3 separate regions of the Homo sapiens genome follow, and regions 1 and 3 are each linked to region 2. The links are chromatin contacts, found by Hi-C or POLR2A ChIA-PET in ENCODE. All regions are on one chromosome and are shown on one strand. The core of a region is the stretch at or near the end of the contact, and the rest is flanking DNA. Distances in the headings are between cores, read along the strand shown. Region 1 holds the start of KDM4A (lysine demethylase 4A). Region 2 holds the start of DMAP1 (DNA methyltransferase 1 associated protein 1). Region 3 holds the start of EIF2B3 (eukaryotic translation initiation factor 2B subunit gamma).

The links. Hi-C counts contacts between places; a loop is a spot of excess contacts on that map. ChIA-PET counts read pairs that join two places held with the same protein, here RNA polymerase II (POLR2A). Pooled maps may share reads with other maps.
Region 1: a loop to region 2 is called in a map of CD14-positive monocyte, with 5 times the contacts of the local background. The contact joins the promoter of KDM4A here to the promoter of DMAP1 in region 2. A Hi-C loop is called at or near these places in 2 of 168 maps with a recorded cell type or tissue (CD14-positive monocyte and CD8-positive, alpha-beta T cell), 4 of 37 single-sample maps with no recorded cell type and 10 of 50 pooled maps. POLR2A ChIA-PET finds 5 or more read pairs at or near these places in 2 of 52 experiments (CD4-positive, alpha-beta T cell and activated T-cell).
Region 3: a map of CD8-positive, alpha-beta T cell shows a loop between it and region 2 (9-fold over the local background). The contact joins the promoter of EIF2B3 here to the promoter of DMAP1 in region 2. A Hi-C loop is called at or near these places in 1 of 168 maps with a recorded cell type or tissue (CD8-positive, alpha-beta T cell) and 4 of 50 pooled maps. POLR2A ChIA-PET finds 5 or more read pairs at or near these places in 1 of 52 experiments (OCI-LY7).

The regions. Positions count from the first base shown.
Region 1 is chr1:43,648,720-43,651,419 of GRCh38, forward strand. KDM4A (lysine demethylase 4A) reads left to right here and starts at 1,430. Exons shown (of 22, transcript NM_014663.3): 1 at 1,430-1,533. RefSeq lists a silencer at 1,197-1,316.
Region 2 is chr1:44,212,208-44,214,907 of GRCh38, forward strand. It overlaps DMAP1 (DNA methyltransferase 1 associated protein 1), which reads left to right and starts at 1,264. Exons shown (of 10, transcript NM_019100.5): 1 at 1,264-1,651; 2 at 2,143-2,234; 3 at 2,496-2,691. The coding sequence starts at 1,547. RefSeq lists a silencer at 573-672 and enhancers at 1,070-1,364, 1,103-1,342, 2,108-2,609, 2,610-2,700.
Region 3 is chr1:44,985,301-44,988,000 of GRCh38, forward strand. EIF2B3 (eukaryotic translation initiation factor 2B subunit gamma) reads right to left here and starts at 1,295. Exons shown (of 12, transcript NM_020365.5): 1 at 1,193-1,295. RefSeq lists enhancers at 1,069-1,338, 1,297-1,878, 1,589-1,638 and a silencer at 1,429-1,518.

The DNA.
Region 1 (2,700 bases), core at 180-2,679, 560 kb before region 2:
AAACTATTTTTTTTAAAGATTTTTTTTTCAGTAGGCATGTACCCAGCCTGAGGCATAAATCATGATTGGTCCATAGCATTCTATGAAATATGTTCTTTTTGCCAACATTCATTAACTCTCATCTTTACAAAATTTGCAAGGCATTATTTTTTCCATTTTATTGATGTGAACTCCCAGGCTCAGAGAAGTTACTAGTTTTGAACACAGGCCTGACTCCATATAGCTCTTTCCAGGGCACTACCCCATTATTCATCCATGGTAATTCTGTATATTTTTTTATGACTCTGGTTGTGGGTATTTTACTTTCCTACTTGACCTTCCCCACTACCCTTGACAATCTGGGAATTCCTTAAGGCGACTCACTACCCCTCAGGAACCGCTCCTAATGACTTCTAGGAAGCCCCCTCGCCCTCCAGAAGTGCCTCTTCTGATTCCCAGGATGCCCCCCTCTCCGCCCCAAGAGCTGCTCCTAATGATCCCCCAAATCCCCGCTCACTGAGGAACTGCTTTTTTTTTTTTTTTTTTTTTTTTAGACGGAGTTTCACTCTTGTTGCCCAGGTTGGAGTGCAATGGCGCGATCTCGGCCCACCGCAACCTCCGCCTCCCGGGTTCAAGCGATTCTCCTGCCTCAACCTCCGGAGTAGCTGGGACTACAGGCATGCAACACCACGCCCGGCTAATTTTGTATTTTTTTTTTGAGTAGAGACGGGGTTTCTCCATGTTGGTCAGGCGGTCTCAAACTGCCGACTTCAGGTGACCCGCCCGCCTCGGCCTCCCAAAGTGCTGGGATTACAGGCGTGAGGGACCACGCCCGGCCAGGAATTGCTTTTTAATGACCCTAAGGAGAGCCTCCCTCATGGTCTGTCCTAATGACCCTCAGGGCAGCTTCCCTTCCCTGTTCAGGCTTGACAGCGAATGAGGGGTTTCCAAGGCCACGGGATTTTGTTTTGAAAACCGAGACACCCAGGACAAACCGGGACAAGACGGTCATCTTTTCAGCACTCCCTGAGCTCGGAAGCTGCCCCTAAGGGCCCCGACACATTTCCACGTTAGGCAAAGAGGATACTCATCCCAAGAAAACTTTGGCCTATCCTTTCGTTAGCGACATCCTATAGTAACCTCACCGCCCTTACCCATCTACCGGACCGGCCCACTTCCAGGTACTAGCTTCTTTCAACCCTGATTAGTTATGGGTGACCAGGAGCCCGCCTATGATTGGCCAGCTTCGCGATCCAGCTAGAGGCTCACTGGCCGCGGTCCCTAGTGGTACAGCGTTTCCTCCCGGCAACAGCCCGAGCCGGCGCTCATAGGCTGAGCACACTGAGGTCGGGACTGGGAGGTGGCTGCGGCGCGTGCTCATTGGCTGGTGTATGGCTTGCAGCCACCCTTGAATTGGTTGACTCTGTACGGCTGCGCAGATGCCGACTTTAGAGGAGGCGGAGTTTCGGCCTTCGCCTGCTGGAAAAGCAGTAGGATCGGCCAGTGGCGACAGCAGGAGCTGAGCCTAAGCCCTGGCGGGGCTTTGGGCTGTAGGTGAGAACTATAGGGTTTTGGAATTCTCGAGGATCATTGCCGCTGTAGCAGTGACCGTGAGTTTTGGTGGGGGAGGGGCGGTGGGGGTGGGTCTTCCAGCGGTGAGTGATCGGCATGTTTCTCGGCCAATAGGAGAAGGAGCTTCCAGAATGGGTTCTGAGATTGGTCCTTTCCAATCTTCAAGGCCAATGGACCTCGGGAGAGGGGGGCGGGTCATCTGGGCCTTATTTTCTTCTTCCTGCGGCCGAGCTTCACTCGCCAAGGCGGCGGGGCCGGGAGGGGCCGAACCTGTGCGCGGTGAGGTTCGGGGACGGTGGGGAGCAGGGTGCGCTGCCTTTGGAGTGATGCTCGCGGGAGCGGCTGCGAGGGAAGGGTGCGGGAGTCCGAGGGGGTTGTTAGCAACAGCTAGCTTTATTGAGTGGGTAAGTACCGGGCCTAGTGCTTAGTGCTTCGCTTGCATCATCTGAGCTAATCACAGCGACCCTGCAGGGCAGGGGGTTGGGATCCCCATTTTACAGGTGGAGAAACTGAGACTCAAGTCAGCTCACACAGCCAAGGTCACATAGCTAATAAACGGCAGAGACCGGATCTGTATTCAGAGTTTTGACTTCGGAGCCGGTGTTCTTGAATCTCTAGGCTTTGTTACTGATTGGGAGGGAAGGTGTCATGAAACGGGAGCTTTCCCCAGGGAACAGATTTGGGGGAAGGGAATCCTAGGGTTGAAGAAGGGATGAACAATTGAGGTGAGGGTGAGGAAATCAGTTTTTCAACAGTTACCGATTGCCTACTCTGTGCCATGCATTGTTCTAGGCATACAAAGATGAATAGGGGCAGAGGCTGATGAAGCCCATTAGGGCCCCTTTGAAGGCCCGGGGAAGGGCCCCAACATTGTATTCACATGATTGTATGTTTTTATAAAATGTGCAAAAGTAAGATATTTTGGATTCATTTTTCTTTTTAAGAGGGTCTTCAAAATTAAATAAACTTCGGGTTTCTCCACACTTGGAGCTGCCCTTGCAGAGGACTTAGTCCAGGTGGAGATGAGTATGTAAGCAGTATAGAGCAGTGGAAGGTGCACTTAAGAGTGGGCTGTGGGCAAATTTCCTGGTATGTAAAACAGGGAGAACAGTATACCTGCCATGCAAAGTTTCTGCCAGGTTCATGAAA
Region 2 (2,700 bases), core at 14-2,513:
AAACAAGTAATTACACAATTAATTAACTACAACTAGGGTCAAGTGTTTCAGGCAGCCAATTGCTCTCTCCCTTTCTGGCTCCAAGGACCATTTCCTTACCCTGTGGACAATTTCTGCTGTAAGACTGTGACTTCCTCCGGCAACTGTTTGGAGCTCAGTGGATCCATCCAGGAATCAGACCCAGGAACAGGTTTGTACCTCCAGGCCTAGTTCTCCAAAGTTTTGGGGACTAGTCAGGCTTGTGGCTACAGCTGTTGTATCCCCTTGTCTTCTCCAGGCCAGAACAGGCTACACCACTTATAGCTAACTTGCGCAAACTGTCTGCTCCTCTAGTCCCTGCTGGTATCTTTGGCAGGTCTCGACTTGGGGTCTGGCCTTCTTAATGCCTTAACAAGCCCCACCCTATCCCACAGGCTATGTGTCCTTCAAATTGACAGGCTGGTTTGCAGACTGCTGAAGCTGGGAGCTGCTTTCCTTGTCCCTTGTGCCCTTCCTCAGGACCTCCTGTCTCTCTCTTTCCAGGAAGATCCCCAGGTTTATTCCCTTGAGGGATACTTCTAAGCTGGTTCCTGCTTGGGGCTGTGTTTTGGGCTTCTTCGTAGCCCAAAGAGTGCAGCTAGCTCCTGTACTAGTGAAGTGCCACGAAGCTGGCCTCCAGGAAATCCCCACGAGGCCACAACCCACAGCTATCTCCATCAGAGGAGGTGCAAATGAGGGCCCACACCTTACTCCATTTTGGCAGCCGCCCTAGGAAGCTCTGCCTTTATTTCTTCATCTTCAAGCTTATCACAATTTGAAGTTTATCTCTTCACCTCCAAGCTTAGCACAGTGCCTAGTACATATTAGCACTTAATGAAGAGGGGGCAATTCAAATCATTAACTCATTTAATAAAAAAATAGTAAATGTCCCACGCACCGTGCTAATGTTTTACAAGGATTCTTGGTATTTCATTTACACAGGTGCCATTACAATTTCCATTCGGCAAATAAAGAAAAAGGTCCAGAGAAATTAAGTGACTTCCCAAAGTCACAAAGTTCTGGTATCTCTTCACTGCCTGAGACGCAACGGAGCATCGTAGAGGGAAAATGCCAGAAAGCAGGCAGTGCACCAATGAAAACAGGCTCGCGGGAGAACCAAAGGGTGGCAAGCTCAGCACGGCCAGTAGCTTTCACCCTCGGTTGCCAGTCGGCTTCGTTTCCTACAACACCGACCGGAAGTGTTTCTGTCGGCCGCGTTCCGAATGAGCACCGCCGGAAGTTTCTGCCGCGGCTTTGCGGGGACGGGGGAGTGGTAGTGGGGGCTGCAGCTGCCGGACCCAGGTGCGGAAGTGCGAGGGCCCAGGTGGCTGAAGGGGCCGTTAGGAACATCCAAGCGGTGGGGCACAGGCAGATCCCCGACCTGACCTGGACCACCCTTCTCCTCTTGGCCCGCCCCTTCAACTCGCCTCCGCTTAGGTCTGGATTGGCCCCGCCCCCTGACCTGAGCCTGGTCCTTCTTCAGGCACTGACCCTTGACCTCCGGTGGCTCCCCCATCTCTCAGGCGCGATGGCTACGGGCGCGGATGTACGGGACATTCTAGAACTCGGGGGTCCAGAAGGGGATGCAGCCTCTGGGACCATCAGCAAGAAGGACATTATCAACCCGGACAAGGTAGCAGGGGCACCTGAAAGCGTTGACTAGGGGAGGGTAGGGGAGTGAAGATGGGGAGGAGTGACAACGGGCAAGGGATGGGTGCTACACTTACAGTGAGTTGGGCGATAAAAGGGGTGACATAACAGGACAGGGAATATGTGTCATCCTTGATGGGAGGGAGGAGATGGGACATCGTGGGAGATGGTGGGACCAAGAGGGTATGACACCTCTAAGAGCTGAGAGGACCAGGCAAGTGTGATTTTTGCAAGATATTGTTGGGGAGAGATCAAGACATTGTAACAGTCTGAGAGTTGGTGGGATGGGGAGGGGACTGCTCTGATTTGGGCGTAGGATGGTGTTCCTGGGAGTGGGTTTCTGTGCCTTTACAGTGTGTCAGTTTGCCTGTCATTGACCCTGTAGGTGCTGCTTTGTTCAGGGATTGAGCTGGACTAAAGAATTTTCAGGAAAGGGTCTAGGTTGTGGTTCCTTTCTGTGGTTTCCTTCCTCAGAAAAAATCCAAGAAGTCCTCTGAGACACTGACTTTCAAGAGGCCCGAGGGCATGCACCGGGAAGTCTATGCCTTGCTCTACTCTGACAAGAAGCAAGTATTGGAGTCCCAAGTCCCCCAGGTTTTGGCCCCTGATTCACCTGCCATGCCCCTAACTCCTAGTTTTCTCTAACAATTTTCTCCTCCCCAGCAAGGGCTCCTGCTTGCTTAGCAGGATGCAGGAGGACCTGAAGTCTTTTGCTCCAGGACATGACTTTCTTGCTATAGGGTAGGGTAGATCAGCTCCCTGGGACAAAAAGCTCTTTAACACACCTTCTGATTCTAACCTCGCATCTCCCTAAACCTCCCTGCCAGGGATGCACCCCCACTGCTACCCAGTGACACTGGCCAGGGATACCGTACAGTGAAGGCCAAGTTGGGCTCCAAGAAGGTGCGGCCTTGGAAGTGGATGCCATTCACCAACCCGGCCCGCAAGGACGGAGCAATGTTCTTCCACTGGCGACGTGCAGCGGAGGAGGGCAAGGACTACCCCTTTGCCAGGTTCAATAAGGTAAGCTAC
Region 3 (2,700 bases), core at 45-2,544, 770 kb after region 2:
TCCTCTTGCCTACAAAGCCATTCCTAACCGTTCCCACCCCTCCAGAAGTGACTCCTTTTCCCGAAGTGCTTCCATTCTGCCATGTGCAGATTCTCTTAGCCTTTACGGGTTTCATTGCACGTATGTGTTTAAATGTCTACTTAAGTGTAACATTAATGTCTCTTAAATGTCTACATAAGAGTGTAAGAGTGACTTTCTTGGACTGTGTGTGCATCATCACTGTATTCCCAGTCAGATGCCAGAAATCAAAGTGGAATGAGGACCTGTGAACTTCACAACTGTATAAGAGTCAAACTCAAACATGTGCATAAGGGCATTAGAACCCAGGTCACTAGGAACTGAGGTTCCAGCTCTCAAGGAGGCCCTGGGTGAAGAAAGGCAACCTAGGAAGCATGAATAGTAATCATGAACATAACTAATCATGCTACCAGGCAGACTGTCAAATGCTCATGTCACTGCCACGACTATGGCTGACGGGAATCATGGCAACGAGTCTCGCTGCCTCCCAAGCTTTGGAGAGGGTGTTCACCGCATCTCAGACTTGCCTGCATCATAGCACTCATGCCTTTTCCAGTTGTAAATAGATAAGAAAACTGTATCAGAATTGGTCTGTCATTCCACGTGTGCTGCCTGAAGGCAGAGACCTCACTGCTCCTCCCTATATTTCACTGCCCTGCATCCAAACAACTAAAGGCAGGCTGAACAAATGAATGAAGGGCTGAGGCTGAAAGAGTGCAGGCACAGTGCTAAAGGCGTCTGGTACCGGTCTGGTGCTCGCTCACTCGCTGTGACTTTAAGCAGAACCCTCCCCGAAACTTCGTTTCTTTCTTTTCTTTTCTTTTTTTTTTTTTTTTTGAAACGGAGAGTCTCACTATGTTGCCCAGGCTGGAGTGCAGTGGCGCGAATTAGGCTCACTGCAACCTCCACCTCCTGGGTTCAAACGATTCTCCTGCCTCAGACTCTCGAGTAGCTGAGATTAGAAACTTAGTTCCTCCATCTGTTGCATAAGGTGGTTGGCTCGGATTCTCATCCCCAACCTCCCTTCTACTTCGGACACAGCTACACCGGGTCGAGCAGGGAGTCGAGCTGACAACTTCGGGGCTCAGCACCCTCTCCTACCCCTTCGGGTCCACCTCGGCCCAGTTCGACATGCCCGCCTCCCTCAGATGAGTGGCCCCACCGCACTGCTCACCCGGGTCAGCCAGCTTGTGTGCGGCCTGGCAGGGCAGAAGTCACAGCTATAACTCAGCTCCCGGCACGCCGCAACCGCTCCCAGCGATCTCCACGCCGCCTCTGACTGACAGCCCAATGGCGCAGGCGCGCGATGGCCGAGAAACTCGATGGAACGCGCAGAGCAGACCCATGGAGAAGAGAAGACCGCCGAGCGATGGATGACGGAGGGGAAGCACACTCAGCGGAGAGGAGGGAAGGCGGGCCGGAGGGGGCGGGGCCACCGAGGAGCATTCGACACGTGTGTCCCTCTGTCCATTAACACATTACCAACGCCTTTTGAGTATTCCTCCCAGTGCAGGGTGCCGGGAACCCAGACGGAACAACTCAGCCTCTTTCCTCAGGGAGTAAGTCTAAGACCTGGCTTCGAGTACATTCGGTGAAAGAAAGCTCATTGGGAGCCGCAATTTTGGCTAGCTAGTGAAAAAAATCACCGAATGCCCCTGCAGGGGTTGCCAGGACTTCCTATTTGTTTTTGTTGTTGTTGTTGTTGTTGTTTGTTTTTTGTTTTTTTTGAGACGGAGTCTCGCTCTGCGTCGCCCAGGCTGGAGTGCAGTGGCGCGATCTCGGCTCACTGCAAGCTCGGCCTCCCGGGTTCACGCCATTTTCCTCCCTCAGCCTCCCGAGGAGCTGGGACTACAGGCGCCTGCCACCATGCCCGGCTAATTTTTTTGTATTTTTAGTAGAGACGGGGGTTTCACTGTGTTAGCCAGGATGGTCTCGATCTCCTGACCTCGTGATCCGCCCGCCTCGGCCTCCCAAAGTGCTGGGATTACAGGCGTGAGCCACCGCGCCCGGCCCGGGACTTCCTATTTGTAACAGGGCCACTCACGTTAACTTTAGCCATCAAAACTGGGGGCGGCTGGGCATGGTGGCTCATGCCTGTAATCTCCGCAATTTGGGAAGCCGAGGTGGGAGGATTGCTTGAAACCGGGCGTTCAAGACCAGCCTGTGCGAGAGAGCCTCCAGTCTCTACAAAAGTAAAAATTAGCTGGGCATGGTAGTGTGTGCCTGTAGTCCCAGCTGCTCAGGAGGCTGAAACGGGAGGATCGCTTGAGCCCAGGAGTTCGAGGCTGCAGTGAGCTATGATCGGGCCACTGCACTCCTCCTGCCTAGACGACAGAGTGAGACCCTGTTTTTTTTTTTTAATTTAGTTTTTATTTCATAATCATAAACTTAACTCAGCAATCCAGTTAGGCATGGAAAGGAACAAGGAAAACATGGAACCCAAAGGGAACTGCAGCAAGAGCACAAAGATAAGATACTGCGAGCAGGCCGGGCGTGGTGGCTCACGTCTGTAATCCTAGCACTTTGGGAGGCCGAGGCAGGCAGATTGCCTGAGCTCAGGAGTTCAAGATCAGCCTGGGCAACATGGTGAAACCCCGTCTCTACTAAAATACAAAAAAAAAAAAAAAAAGAAAGAAAGAAAGAAAGAAAAAATTAGCCAGGCATGGCGGCGTGCGCCTGTAG